2 separate regions of the Homo sapiens genome follow, and region 1 is linked to region 2. The links are chromatin contacts, found by Hi-C or POLR2A ChIA-PET in ENCODE. All regions are on one chromosome and are shown on one strand. The core of a region is the stretch at or near the end of the contact, and the rest is flanking DNA. Distances in the headings are between cores, read along the strand shown.

Evidence for each region. A loop is a pair of places that touch in the nucleus more often than their neighbours do. ChIA-PET counts read pairs that join two places held with the same protein, here RNA polymerase II (POLR2A). Pooled maps may share reads with other maps.
Region 1: a pooled map of gastrocnemius medialis shows a loop between it and region 2 (2.6-fold over the local background). The contact joins the promoter of GBX2-AS1 here to the enhancer-like site in region 2. A Hi-C loop is called at or near these places in 4 of 50 pooled maps. POLR2A ChIA-PET finds 5 or more read pairs at or near these places in 4 of 52 experiments (Caco-2, HEK293T, Panc1 and 1 more).

What each region holds. Positions count from the first base shown.
Region 1 is chr2:236,165,474-236,170,018 of GRCh38, reverse strand. It overlaps GBX2-AS1 (GBX2 and ASB18 antisense RNA 1), which reads right to left and starts at 2,577. Exons shown (of 2, transcript NR_186035.1): 1 at 2,350-2,577. It overlaps GBX2 (gastrulation brain homeobox 2), which reads left to right and starts at 1,633. Exons shown (of 2, transcript NM_001485.4): 1 at 1,633-2,570; 2 at 3,582-4,545. The coding sequence starts at 2,048. The coding sequence ends at 4,105. It overlaps LOC124906126 (a long non-coding RNA gene), which reads right to left and starts at 993. Exons shown (of 2, transcript XR_007088136.1): 1 at 635-993; 2 at 223-490. RefSeq lists an enhancer at 2,502-3,454.
Region 2 is chr2:235,966,247-235,970,639 of GRCh38, reverse strand. AGAP1 (ArfGAP with GTPase domain, ankyrin repeat and PH domain 1) reads right to left here. Exons shown (of 18, transcript NM_001037131.3): 13 at 2,017-2,178. Among named protein-coding and RNA genes, the nearest start is that of GBX2-AS1, 200 kb to the left of the region's middle. Within about 2 kb of position 1,804, at least 2 of the 41 ENCODE cell types and tissues checked have a DNase peak (open chromatin) inside an H3K27ac peak, as active enhancers do.

The DNA of each region.
Region 1 (4,545 bases), core at 1,328-3,827, 200 kb before region 2:
GGAGAGGGCTGGCGGCGGACCAGCGAGTTTTCCCAGCGTCCCGGGGCGCCAAGGACACACCCTCCCCTCTTTCCTCCAGGTCTGCTGGGTGGGCAGTGGGTCTCCGGCGGGACTCCTGGCAGAGGAGCTGATCTGGGATTAAGACGTCCCCCGGGGGGCCTTGGGGCTAGAGCGAGAGAAAGAGGAAGAACGCGAAAAAAGAGCTTCAAAGAATCGGGTCGATAAATTCATAAAGATCGATTTATCTTTATCTCCCAATTAAATGTGCTTGTAAGTGATACATAACACACGTCCAACACGGGCCAACTCCCCAACCACTAGCTCCTCGGCGTGAGCTGATTTTTAATGACCGAACTAACAATGCCCTTCTTTCCTTCTCCCCAACCCGGTGCTGTTGGCGGTTCAGGGCTGACGTCTAGACCCGGGAAGTTGAAGCCCGGGCCTTGGAGACTCGAGGAAGCCCCGCTCGCGCTGGTGCGCTCTGCACGGTCTGCCGTTGTCAAGAAGTGATTCCATTTTTAAAGGGAAGACAAGAGCTGAAAGTTTTTTGTTTGAAAATGGAAGAGGGGATAAGTACGTCCCTAGTTTCCCTCCACCCCAAAATTCCCTTACTTTCAAATTTGGGGGTCTTTACCGTTGTCGAGAACAGGGGAAACATCCTGAGGGGATCGGCTCCATCCTGCAGTTAGCAAAGAGGAACCGCGCGCCCTCGAGTCCTCGCGCTGGAAACCGGGCGGCGGCGCCAGGGTGAGCACTCCTTGCGTTCGCAACGTGCTTAATTAGCGCCTATTTACAAAACGCAGCTTTTATTTGAGCAAACATCATAAAGCTTTCATCAGGATAATCTCACGTTATACAATCTGGAGGCACAGCAACTCCCCCCTTCCTCCCCGAGGATGGAGCAGATAAAGGACTCTCTTTATTATCATAATTATCGTGGTTGTTATTTTGGTGCGCGCTGGCAAAGTGTGTAAATAGGTGCGATGATTAAGAATGTCATGAAAAATGAGAGACGGGATCGCTCACGGGAGGGCCCAGCCCGGGATGGGGGAAGCAGCAGCCTCCCCGCCCCACCCGGTGCGCGGACCTACAGCGAGCAACCCGGCGGGTTTCTGGCGGCGGGCAGGCGCTGCCAGCTCCCAGCCTTCGCCCCGGGGGTGGCTCCGGAGGGGCAGGACCCTGCCCCCAACTCCAGGACCCTCGCCCGGACCCCAGGCGCAGCCGGAGCACCCAGCGCTGGAGTGAGCCGCAGGCAGGTTGGTTCCATGGCAAATACAGTAAAAGAAATAAAGCGCCCCCGGCCCAGCCGTGGGGGTGCGGGCCCCGGAGGCTACCCTTCGAGGTGGCCTCGACAAGGCTGCAGGGCCCCAAGGTCCGAGCCTTGGAGGTGCCATCCGCCCGTCTCAAGTTTGCGCGGCACGGGCTAGGCATGCAGGCTCCGGCTCCCCGGCCCGCGCGCTCCGACGGTGGCGCCCGCAGCCCGCTCGAGGCCAGCTTGGGTGGAAAGGGCGGGGCCCCGCTTTCGCCCCACCCCCGCCCCGCTCAGCCAATGGCCAGAGGCGCCCAGCCCCACGTGAGGCGAGCCGGGCCAGGCGGCAGGCAAAATGTGAATGAGAAAGAGGAGCGCGATTTAAAGGTGCTGGCTGCGCCCGCCGGAGATAAGTACGCCGGCTTCGCGCGCTCCCCAGCGGCCCGCGGGAGGCGACGGACGGCGGGACGGACGGACGGACGGCAGCTTACCGGGGCCGAGGGCCAAACCCGCGAAGCGCGCGGGCTCCGACGGGCAAGCGGCGGACGGGGGCTCCGGCGAGCCCTCGGGGCCCGGGCGCCCTCTCCACTCCGGGGCGCACGGCCTCACCCCGCACACCCCCTGCACCCGCCCGGCATGCAGCGGGCCCAGGACTGAGGGGCGGAGGCGTCTGCTCTCCGGGTCCCGCTCGGCCCCTGCCCGGCGCTCCCGGCGGTGCTCCCGGCGTCCGGCGGGCTTCCCGGCGGCGGCGCGGCGCGGGGACTTTTCGCCTCTCGCTGGCCTCTACCGAGCGCGTCTATGAGCGCAGCGTTCCCGCCGTCGCTGATGATGATGCAGCGCCCGCTGGGGAGTAGCACCGCCTTCAGCATAGACTCGCTGATCGGCAGCCCGCCGCAGCCCAGCCCCGGCCATTTCGTCTACACCGGCTACCCCATGTTCATGCCCTACCGGCCGGTAGTGCTGCCGCCGCCGCCGCCGCCGCCGCCCGCGCTGCCCCAGGCCGCGCTGCAGCCAGCGCTGCCGCCCGCACACCCTCACCACCAGATCCCCAGCCTGCCCACAGGCTTCTGCTCCAGCCTGGCGCAGGGCATGGCGCTCACCTCTACGCTCATGGCCACGCTCCCCGGCGGCTTCTCCGCGTCGCCCCAGCACCAGGAGGCGGCAGCGGCCCGCAAGTTCGCGCCGCAGCCGCTGCCCGGCGGCGGTAACTTCGACAAGGCGGAGGCGCTGCAGGCTGACGCGGAGGACGGCAAAGGCTTCCTGGCCAAAGAGGGCTCGCTGCTCGCCTTCTCCGCGGCCGAGACGGTGCAGGCTTCGCTCGGTGAGTCGGCGGCGCGCGCAGCCGGGACGAGGGGGCGGGAGGAGGCGGGGGCGGGCCAGCGCCGGGTTCCCGCGGGAGACCAAGGGGGCGAGGCCGCGCCCCCGCTCGACCCCCGCGGGAGGAGCTGGAGGATGAGGCCCGGCTGTGCCGCTGGGCCTCCGGGGGACATTCAGAGCCACCCAACAAGCGGGGTCTCGGGAGGGGGGGCGTTTAGCGCCCGGCGACCAGCTGCTGCCCTGGGCCACATATCTATCTGACGATGCGTTTGGCCGAGGCCGCCTCTGCCGCTCCGCGGTGACCTGGGGTTCCGGGTAGGTTGCAGCCTCTAGGGGAGACGGGTTGGGCTGCGCGTCTCAGCCGTGCGTGTGCCCAGGGGCGCCCAGACTTTTTAAACCCCTTCGCTGGTCTTGCTACTTGTCTGGGAGAAACGGACTGCTGGGAGGCTGTGCCTGTGTGTTTGTGTTGGGGGTGTCTGGTGGGAACTTATAAGGCCACAAAACATCCCTTTGACCAACGTTGTCTGTCTCAAAAAAGATGGTCTGGGATCTGCACGTCCCTACGCCTCCACTCCGGTTAGGAAGCAATTGAGGTTCACTACATTTTCATGGTGGCGGTGGGGGGAGGATGAATCGTGAATCCCCCCATCAGTCCTCAACCAGTCCCCACCCCAGGGACAAAGCGGGCAATCTCTTGGGCCTCGCGCCTCCTGCTACTTCTCCTGACGCTGCCGAGGCTGGGAGGGTGCGGGGGAGGCATGGCGGCCCTTTGAGTGATGGTTCTGGGCAAAGGGCCGTCGCCTGTACTGCCTCCTCTCCTTTGAGCTTTCTCACGCTCCCCCCACCCCTCCTCTACCCCTCAAAGGCCAGGAAATCACAATGTGTTAATGTCATAGAAAGACAATCCGCTAAAGGGTGGGGGGCGGGGGGCGCGGAATGTCCAAATGACGGTGGGAAGGAGAAAGGAAGGCCAGTGTGCGAAATGTAATAAAATGCCGTTTGGTTTTGCTTTCAGTCGGGGCTGTCCGAGGGCAAGGGAAAGACGAGTCAAAGGTGGAAGACGACCCGAAGGGCAAGGAGGAGAGCTTCTCGCTGGAGAGCGATGTGGACTACAGCTCGGATGACAATCTGACTGGCCAGGCAGCTCACAAGGAGGAAGACCCGGGCCACGCGCTGGAGGAGACCCCGCCGAGCAGCGGCGCCGCGGGCAGCACCACGTCTACGGGCAAGAACCGGCGGCGGCGGACTGCCTTCACCAGCGAGCAGCTGCTGGAGCTAGAGAAGGAGTTCCACTGCAAAAAGTACCTCTCCTTGACCGAGCGCTCGCAGATCGCCCACGCCCTCAAACTCAGCGAGGTGCAGGTGAAAATCTGGTTCCAGAACCGACGGGCCAAGTGGAAACGGGTGAAGGCAGGCAATGCCAATTCCAAGACAGGGGAGCCCTCCCGGAACCCTAAGATCGTCGTCCCCATCCCTGTCCACGTCAGCAGGTTCGCTATCAGAAGTCAGCATCAGCAGCTAGAACAGGCCCGGCCCTGAGGGTCCAGAAGGGCCAGGGCCTGGCACCCACCTGGAGAAGCCCCCGCACCCGAGGGAACCCATGGTGGACTCCACTGTGTTTGAAGCAACAAAGTCACAGCCCAGCTGTGGCCATCCCAAGCAAATTGAGAATATATTCACTAAATGGGCTTAAAAGACTGCTTTTGAAGGGGCTTACAGCCACACCAGAAGACACGCTAAATATTTATTATACTATCCTACTTTGTACATAAATATCTCTATAGACTGGATCTCAGCTGCAGTATTTTGAAAGTTATAGGACTTAATTACCCAGTAATTTCTCCACTCATTCCAGAAGAAAACAAAACCTCTGCTGTAATCTGCGCGGTTAGCAGCCACCTTTCCATACTTTTCCAAAGGTAAACGTGAAACCCAAGAACAAGCACTGGGGTTTAAACTGATTTTGGTTTGCGTTCTGG
Region 2 (4,393 bases), core at 555-3,054:
AGTTCCCACCAGGTTGTGCATAAGAAAAAACCACAGACCTCGGTTGGAAACACACAACAAATGCAAGAAGACGCGTGCCTGTGAAAGTGAGAACAAGGCCTGTCCTTAAAGGGAATCTGGCGCCCGCCCCTGTGTGTGCACCTTAGGGGCGTGGAGGGTACAGGCTGCCCACCCTGGGGGAGGCTAACCTTCTTCCCAATCAGGGAGGGGTGGCTGCACGTGCTTGGCAGGGTGATTTTTGCCCAACGGTTGTCTGAAGGAGTCTTACCAACACAGAGCGCCTGCGGCTGATACTGTTTTCAGTGGGAAGGTCAGTGGCATCTGTGGCTGCTCTGACCCATAACCATTATTTTCCACCATCGCTGACTTAATGGGATTATCCTCACTCCCCACAACATGAGAAAAATCGTCTTTTTTTTTTTTTTTTTTTTTTAAAGACAGAGTCTCACTCTGTCGCCCGCCCAGGCTGGAGTGCAGTGGCATGGTCTCGGTTCACTGCAACCTCCACCTCCTGGGTTCAATCAATGCTCCTGCCTCAGCCTCTCAGGTAGCTGGGATTACAGGCATGTGCCACCACATCCAGCTAATTTTTGTATTTTTAGTAGAGACAGAGTTTCATCATGTTGGCCAGGCTGGTCTCAAACTCCTGACGTCAGGTGATCTTCCTGCCTTGGCCTCCCAAAGTGCTGGGATTACAGGCGTGAGCCACCGTGCCCGACGAAAAATCAGTTTTTATTGGCTAAATATGTTAGCAGGAAGCTTACAGGAGGCAAAACAGGAAGAAACGTGGTGAAGGAGAAAGGCTTCTAACCCTTCTGCGGAGGCTGGCGGGCTACTCAGAGCTCCGAACTTCAGCTTCCTGATGATGAAAGAAATGATGCTCCCTGCCTCCGGTGTTATGGAAACACACAGCACACCCCACACTCTGCCCCTTCCCTGCTAACACACGCACCGTGGGTTTGCGTGCTCCGCTCTGGATATGTGGACGGGATGGGCCACTCCCTCTAATGTAGCCACTGTCTGACAGCTCGCAGGTTTGAACCCTCGATCAAGTAGAGTATCTGGAAAAAGCATGGCAGCCATAGAGAAAGAGAAAGGATGGAAGCCATAAATGTTGCCCCTGGGCATGAGACCCTCACTGAAGACACGCTTTTACCATGTCGGTCTCACAGGTAACCACACTCTCTCACCATTGTCGGTCTCACAGGTAATAATTCATGTTCTAACAACAAGGTTCTCAAACTTTAATTTTTCCTTTTAAGTATTCCTTTGTTACAACTGCATTAATTTTACCTCTCATAATGTGGGGGGTGTGTGTGTATGTGTGTGTGTACGCATGCGCTTACCTATCTCTACTTGCATCTATGAATTAAAAAAAAAAAGGGAATTCATTTGAAGGAGCCACTTCAGGAAGCTGACATCCAGCCATCAGTGGCAATAAAAACTAAGGAAGCACTCAGGTGAAAGGAGACTCACAATGAGCTGTGACAACTGGAATATTAATAGAGCCCACATACCAGAAAGAGCTGATGGACATTAACAGAAGAAGTGTTTATCATAACACGTTGCTAAAAGCTGAAATCAAGGCAGGTGTCTGGTTAGTTAAGAGTAACCAATATCAGAGATGATTCCTAAACTAGAAGTGGGCACTGTCCCCAGCAGAGTCACGCAGCATGGCCCACCTTGGCTGGAGAGGACACTCGCCCAGGCTGCCAGGGTGGGGCGAGACCTCAGAACTGGATCAGGCTGGTGGCTGGGAGACCAGCACTCCTACCCGCTACCAGCGACGGCGGCCAAGAGTGATGACAGCAGATTTGGTTGCGTAATATGAGAATCAGACAGTGATGAAAAGGTCCCAAGGGCCCTCTCGTGCCACCTTGCAAACAGAAAGCACATACGGTGACCAGCATTACTGTGCATTTGTTGTGCTAAGGGTGTCTAATTTCACGCATTTGAAAAATAACAGAGAATTTTCCGCAGTGGAGACTCTCTCCCGGGGCACCGCGGAACCCTTACCTTCAGCAGTGCCGGACAGGCCGTCGGCTTTGAAGTTGCTAGTGCTTTTCTTCCTTCGGTGCTTCTTTCTGTTGGCGTGAGGGGAGGGGGGCGGGTCGAGCTTGGGGCTGGTGGTGCTGGAGATACTGGGGCTGGAGCATACGGAGTCACCCAGCCCTGTGTCTGCCATTGGACCGGAAAAGGCAAAAAAAAAAAAAAAAATGCAGAGTGAGCACTTACAAAGCAGAATGCGCAGAAACAGCACAGCCACGCTCCTCTCATACCACACAGGCCCTGCAAATAACATCCCATTACTGTATTGCTGAGTTGGAGGCCTAGAGCCTCTGGTATGAGATGGGCTCAGTCCCCCTTGCTCTACTGTGCCTCCCGCTATTAAAACACAAGCATTTCTTTTTCTATCAGCAGCATGCTATGGATGCATTCTCCTTCTCTCCTCTGCATGACTGGAGCTCTGCAAAAGGAAAGGGGTGAGTTTATGCTTTTTAGTTATCTTTCTCTTCTTAAAATTACCTTGATATATTAGAAATGAAAACGATGCATTTAAGAATACATTTGGAAATATCATCTTAAGTGGGTTTGACTCCTGTGGGTGCACAGGATAAGGGATTCCTGATCCTTTCTTCCGGCCTCAATATTACAGATGACTATAACTTCATCTTGTTTTATTATCAGTGAAAAATTCTATGCCATTTTTTTCTCTCTCTCACCAATGTCCAGTGACAGTGTTTGGAAGTCGATATAGTAGGCCTGCCAATTTTTGATTCATTGAAGCTACTTAGAACAGTTTCAAAACCAGTGCACACGTGATTATTCACTATAAGTGAAACTCTCAATGTATTATGTCCATTTGTATCTTTATCAAAGAGAAGGCCAAAGCGGTACTACATGACCAGAACGCGCATATAATTCAAGCCGGGTGGAAAAAAGCCCACTGAAAACGTGCAGGAAAAACAGGTGGTGCATGCCTACGGCGTCTTGAAAAGTTTTTATTTCACGATTCAGCATCTTTAAGTCCAAAGTCAGAGTTCTGTACAGCACACCGCACTCATTCAGCTGGTATTTTTTGAGCACTGACTGTGAGCCAGCGGCTTTTCAAGATGCTTGGCAGCCATCATTGATCGAGGAGAAACAGATAAACATTCCTGCCCCAATGGGGACTCTGTAAAGTGGAGTGGCAGTGACATGGCAGCCGGGCCAGAACCTGGAGTCCATCAGAAGCTGGTAAGAGTTATGGGAAAGACCGAATAGGAACGCGGGGCATCAAGGCTGGGAGGCTGGGGAGAGGCGGCAGTGATGGGGGGTGTCATTTAAAATAGGGTAGCTGGGGTAGGTCTCGCTGAGCACGGGACACTGAATCAAGACTTGAAAATGGCAGAGGAGTGAGAAGGTAATGAGAGCAGAGAAACAGTCAGAGCCTGGCTCCAAGGAGGGAGCCTGGTGTGTTCCAGAAACGGAGAGGGGGCCCGAGTGGCGGTGGCCGGTGTGGGTGGGAGAGGCCTGCGGAAGGTGGCACTGGAGAGGAGGGGGCTTGCGGGCCACCGTGAGGACCCTCGCCTGTGCTTTGGGGGGAATGGGGAGCCATGCAGGGTTCTGAGCAGAACAGTGACATGATTTCAAATACAAAGATAATGGAAATCAAAATGAATTGAAAATATTTTTATTTTGTGAAGTTCTAGGAAATTTTATCATATGTTGAGAAATGTACAAACACACAATTTAAGGTATCTGAGAAATACATACGGTCCCAAGAACACCCTGATGTACGTTCCTGGCCGCCCTAAGGCAGAGACCCCTCGCCCCTCTCTGCACAGTCGGAAGCGTCACCCTTCATTGCATGCACCCTTTACACATGGAAGAAGAGGGCTGTGGGGAGCTCCTCCTGCGAAGAGGGTGAAGGGCCACCCCAGGGCTCCTGCAGGGCAGCCCAGGCAGCACTGGACACCATGAGACACCTGAGACTGTGTCAACCATGTGCACTCCTTGTGGGTGGTCACTCACTCACAAAAGGCGGAAGTTCCCTTCACCACTTTAAGGAGTTGCGAGAAATGTGGCAATTCGGTGTCTCAGCAACTTTCCCTCTACCAGGCAGGAGGTGCTTCCTATGGACGCACATCCTTAGATGCAGAGGCACACGGACAGGTCACTGTCCCCTGGTGGTAGGTGAGAGGTAACATCAATGGCAGAAATCTGGCTGTCAGCTTCCTGGGGTGCCTCTGTTGTGACTCCACCATCACGGCTCCTCTACTGGCCTTCTCGCCCTCTCCTCCATCCTTAGAGGAACAGGCTCCCCTCTCTCCATCCCCAGAGGAACAGGCCCCCCTCTTCTCCATCCCCAGAGGAACAGGCCCCCCTCTCCTCCATCCCCAGAGGAACGGAC